2 separate regions of the Homo sapiens genome follow, and region 1 is linked to region 2. A link is a contact called in ENCODE Hi-C or POLR2A ChIA-PET data. All regions are on one chromosome and are shown on one strand. Each heading gives the region's core, a stretch centred on a gene start or an enhancer-like site at or near the end of the contact. The rest is flanking DNA. Distances are from core to core; before and after follow the strand shown.

What was found. A loop is a pair of places that touch in the nucleus more often than their neighbours do. ChIA-PET counts read pairs that join two places held with the same protein, here RNA polymerase II (POLR2A). Pooled maps may share reads with other maps.
Region 1: a loop to region 2 is called in a map of ascending aorta, with 2.4 times the contacts of the local background. The contact joins two enhancer-like sites. A Hi-C loop is called at or near these places in 2 of 168 maps with a recorded cell type or tissue (IMR-90 and ascending aorta) and 3 of 50 pooled maps. POLR2A ChIA-PET finds 5 or more read pairs at or near these places in 1 of 52 experiments (PC-9).

The regions. Positions count from the first base shown.
Region 1 is chr7:46,145,702-46,148,401 of GRCh38, reverse strand. It overlaps the pseudogene ZNF619P1. Among named protein-coding and RNA genes, the nearest start is that of IGFBP3, 230 kb to the right of the region's middle. Within about 2 kb of position 1,326, at least 5 of the 41 ENCODE cell types and tissues checked have a DNase peak (open chromatin) inside an H3K27ac peak, as active enhancers do; they include ascending aorta, where a contact is called at or near this core.
Region 2 is chr7:46,751,490-46,754,223 of GRCh38, reverse strand. No RefSeq gene overlaps it. Among named protein-coding and RNA genes, the nearest start is that of SNORD151, 710 kb to the left of the region's middle. Within about 2 kb of position 1,268, at least 8 of the 41 ENCODE cell types and tissues checked have a DNase peak (open chromatin) inside an H3K27ac peak, as active enhancers do; they include ascending aorta, where a contact is called at or near this core.

The DNA of each region.
Region 1 (2,700 bases), core at 77-2,576, 610 kb after region 2:
ATCAAATCTCCATTTAGCAATACATCCCTATAACTTGCCTGGTACTTGAGAGCTTTCCAGATGCTTGCACCAAAAGGAACTATCAACAGAGTAAACAGACAACCTACAGAATGGAAGAAAACATTTGCAAATTACACATCCAACAAAGATCTAATACCCAGAATCTATAACAAGCTTTAACAAGTCAACACACACACAAAAAAACCTCATTATAAAATGGGCAAAGGACATGAACAGACACTTCTCAAATGAAGACATACACTCAGCCAACAAGCAGATGAAAAAATACTCAACATCATTAATCATTAGAGAAATGCAAATTAAAAACCACAATGAGATATCATCTCACACCAGTCAGAATGGCTACTATTAAAAGTTCAAAAAACAACAGATTCTGGTAAGGTTGCAGAGAATACGGCTCGTTTATACACTGCTGGTGGGAATGTAAAGTAGTTCAGCCACCATGGAAAGCAGTTTGGAGATTTCTCAAGGAACTTAAGACAGAAATACCCTTCAGCCTAGCCATCCCATTTTGCGTATATACCCAAAGAGATATAGATCATTCCACGGCAAAGACATATGCGTGCATATGTTGATCACAGCACTATTTACAATAGCAAAGACATGGAATCAGCCTAGATGCCCATCAGTAGTGGACTGAATAAAGAAAATGAGGTACATATATACCATGGAATACTACACAGCTATAAAATAACAAAATTATGTCCTTTCAGGATAATGGCTGCAAGCCTAAGCAAATTAAGACAGAAACAGAAAACCAAATACCACATATTCTCACTTATAAGTGGGAACTAAACATAGAGCACACATGGACATAAAGAAGGGAACAATAGACACCAAGCATACTTTTCTAGGTGGTGAAAATTTTCTGCATCTTGGCTATGCAATTGTATTCATTTCTCAAAACTCATTAAAATATGCACTTAAAAGTTGGCTTTTTAAAGTATAAATTCCTAAACCTGACCAAAATACATTTGCAATAAACATCTCCCCGTGCCCTGCCCCACAGACATAATATCATGCTGTTATAATAATAGTGTATATACAATTTTTTGAGAACTCTCTTCCCACTGGATATACTTTTTGAATAGCTTTCCCTGTTGCTGCACTATTCTGAGTCTGAGATGCTGCCATCCAGGATGGTCCTAGGCTCCAGCCACTGGAGGGAAAACAGCTAATCCAGTGAGATCCAACACGTGATAAGACCAGCATCCTGAGTGTGCTTTCCGGTGTTGTGAAATTAATTGACGTGTCACCAGTCCCAAATTCACATTTTCTCCGTGAGGCATCTGGGGGATGCAATCGTGTCAGAGAGCTGTGAGGCATCAGAAGTGAGGCTGGCACAGACTCCTCTCAGCAGGCCAGGGGTGCATCGCTCCTCCCCTTTTCTCGGGCACTTCCCAGCGTGAAGCTGCTGACTCCATGCCATGTGTACTTTTAGAAATGAAATGCCCCAGCCCACTTCACTCTTGGCATCTATGGATTGGAGTGAACACTGAAGTTAACAGACATCTGAATAAGAATAGAAAAGAAATCCAAACAGAAAAACCACATTCCCTTCCAGTCTAGTTAAAGCCATAATTTTAAATTAATCACTCACATTCTGTTCAGAGGTTATTTTCTTGGTCTATGACATAGTCACCCAGGATACTCATAACTGGTAATAAAAATTATGAGGGCAATTAAAAATACCAAGACTCCGGTTCCGCACAATGAGCCTTGCCCCTGACCAACCAAATGGCTCATCATCCATCCCGAGGGCAACCACTGGGTGCCTTCTCTGATGGCCTCTTCCAGAAGGCTTCTCCAATTACAATGGTCTGTGACTTGTGATGACACAATCTCCTAAAACCCCAAATCTTCTACAAACTCTTCCAACTCCAGTAACCCCCAAAGCAGGGCAAACTAAATAGATAGTCCATTTCCTTCCCAGGGGATAGAGTCAGAGTCATTAAAAGTGGTCTTTAATGTGAGAAATTGAAAAGGAGTTGGGAAAGTGATAATAACTTCTGCAAGACCAGGAAAGTGTCATTAAAGACATGATGGGAAACCAGTGAGAACCCTGCTCACTTTGGGCCATTATTGATGGGTAATGAAAACATAAAGGAGTTCATAGGGAGTGAGACAAAGCTTTCAGGCTATGAGGAGTGACTTCCAGAGGAAGCAAGGTCCTGAAGGAGATGTACTCAAAAGAAAAGAATAGCATAAAAGGGGCATAGAGGGAGAAGGGGCACTAGAGGTGGGGAGGAGGGGAGAGGGTCACAACTGGGGCAGACCACAAGCATTGGCAAGAAGGGGAGGGGGACAGAAAAGAGCAGCCCAGAACCATGGGTGCCTTTCTTCCCGTTGTGCAATTTTTTTTTTTTTTTTGAGACCGAGTCTCACTCTGTCACCCAAGCTGGAGTGCAGTGGTGCGATCTCGGCTCACTGCAATATCCGCCCCCGGGGTGCAAGTGATTCTCCTGCTTCAGCCTCCCCTCCCGAGTAGCTGGGATTACAGGCGCCTGCCACCGTGCCCCACTAATTTTTATATTTCTTGTAGAGATGGAGTTTCACCATCTTGGCCAGGCTGGTCTTGAACTCCTGACCTTGTGATTCCCCCACCTCGGCCTCCCAAAGTGCAATTTTTGATGCTGAGTAAAACTGAAAGCTGTGCCCCATTGGAAGGCTGTTGTCCCA
Region 2 (2,734 bases), core at 19-2,518:
TATCCACTTCTTGAACTCTTCTTTTTAGCCCAGTTTAGCCTCTCGTATGCAAGTCCCTTCCTCTGTCCCCATTGCCCCAAGGATCCATTGCCTTGACTTGCAAGCATCTTCTTGAATTTCCTGCTAATTTGAACTGAAGAGATGGAAATGCACCTTAAAGATTGGGTGGGAAGCCAGCCATGGCAATGTCTGATGCCCAGACTTGGGAGAGTGGTTGGGTGCTGTAGGAAAGAGGTGGTTCTCGGTCCCAGTGTCAGCTTGTGTTTGGAAATGTCTGCATCTTTTATGGTTTCACTACACTGGCCAGATTCTGACATCTGATCAGCACTCCTGTCTCTGACATCTGATCAGCACTCCTGTCTCTGTTAGTTCTGGTAGCGTCAGGGCTCCCAAGGGACTCTGACTTTTCATCTTCTGCTGGACAGTTAGTGTTCCCAGTTGTTGATCTATAATCCCACTCTTGACAAGAGAAATAATAAATAATTTCTGTATCACTAAACTGTGTAAAGAATATCAAATACTAGGTAAAATTTCCTTTAATAATTTTTTATCACCTGTGCTTTATCCTCACATAATTCTTTCCATTATTTTGCCATATTATTATATCTACATTTTTAAAGGTACTACGCAATTCCTATTTTTCAGGTGAAGAAACTGGAACTTAGAGAAAATGGGTAAGGCAGCAGCACTGGGTTTTGAATCCAGACTGTCTGATTTCAGAACCTTATATCCTAACTACAAGAAAATGTATTTACTTTGTCTCGTTTGCCTATCCCAGAAGCTTCCAACTTGGAAATTTTTGGAAACTATCGTATTATAGCATTCACTGCCCTTCTCACCCAAGCAATAATTGTTTCATTGTCACGTGTGTGTAAACCAATGTGAGGCTCATTTTCCTAATTTGCAAAGTGGGATAAGAATACAGATTCTGCAGGGTTACTTTGAGTCAGAAGTTAAAAGTAAGTGAACGTGCTGTTGGAACTGTGAGTACAGACAGAGCTATGCACCCATAAATAGTGAAATACCAGATCTTTCTGCACTCAAACATTACCCATGTTGATTTATAAAAAAGAAACAATGATTTCACCCTGCTCGATCACTGCCAGGCTTGATGGGATGGTAGATAAAAAGAAAAAATAATGAAGTGTAGGAAATATGCACTTCCTCTTTATGGTTATTAATTTGTTTTTGTTTTTTTTTTCTTTCTGTGCAGACTCTTCAATTGTGAGTCAGATCATAAATCATTGCTTCACTTGTGGGTTTTGGTGGAGTCAGAGTAGATGACTTGAGAGTCTATTTGCAACATCTTTTCCCTTTACCTGGCTCTGCTGGACTTCAAAAGCCTATTTTTATGTGCAGGGTAGAATATGGAGCTGGAACACTAGGTATTCCCGGCTTATTTTTGACATCAAGCCTCTCGTTGGAAAAACCAGCAATTATTAAGAGGTTTCAGTACATTTTAAAAGCATATAAAATCAAAGTTATTCAATACTGAATCTAGGGACAACAATGTATTTGGAGATTTATTACCTCCCAACACATATCTTTTAGTTTACCTTTTTTATCCCAAATGAATTTAATTTAAAATATAATCATTATAATTATACTATATAAGAATATGAACCATGCTGCCTTGGATCAAGCAAGGTTTCAGCATTGGACATCTTCCAAGAGACTCTGAGTCAGGCACGTTCAAGATGTTCTGCAGATGCATCTCACAGGTTGATCCAGCATGCAGAGGTGCTTTAAAAAGATAACTGAGTCAGCTGGGCACAGTGGCTCACACCTGTAATCCCAGCACTTTGGGGAGGCCGAGGCAGGCGGATCACGAGGTCAAGAGATCGAGACCATCCTGACCAACATGATGAAACCCCCATCTCTACTAAAAACACAAAAATTAGCTGGGCGTGGTGGCACATGCCTGTAGTCCCAGCTACTCAGGATGCTGAGACAGGAGAATCGCTTGAACCCGGAGGCGGAGGTTGCAGTGAGCTGAGCTCGTGCCACTGCCCTCCAGCCTGGCGACAGAGTGAGACTCCATCTAAAAAAAAAAAAAACAGATAACTGAGTCATGGTGCTGTACAGCCAACATAATCAAAATGTGGGCCTTCAGCACTGAATCCATTTGGCCTTACTCAAGCCTCAGCTTTCAACCCCTTGTCTTCACCACATGTTTCCCACATACCAATTCACTCTCAAAACTTACTTCACCAGGCATGACTGACCTCTTTGGGACTTAGCATCTCAACAGTGTATTCCATTTCCTCTCTGTGATTTCTGTCATCATTCAGGCTTGAGTGACTTCTCATTACAAAATCTACTGTAGGCCATGGCCTTCACTCCTGCGTGGATGTCTCTCTGTTAGATGACCAGGGTCTTAAGCAGATGACCCACACTGACTTAGGGAGCCTGTGATTCTAAAATCAGCTGCATGATTAACTCCCGTGCTTTGACTTAGATGCAGGAGACTTTTCTTTCCAAGAGAAAGAGCAATTGCTCTAGGGAGAGTGGGAAGCCTACCTCTTCCACGGGCTAGCTGAGTGACATTGGTAACTTACTTGACATTTCTGGGACATGATTACCTAATCTGCAAAATAATATTCATTACACCTATAATCTAAGGTTGCGTAAAGATTAAATTAACTTGCTCATACTAAGTGACAGCTCTAACAGATGCTTAACAAATTTCAACACGTCTTCCTCCTTTGTAGAATATTTTGTATCACTTTTTTGG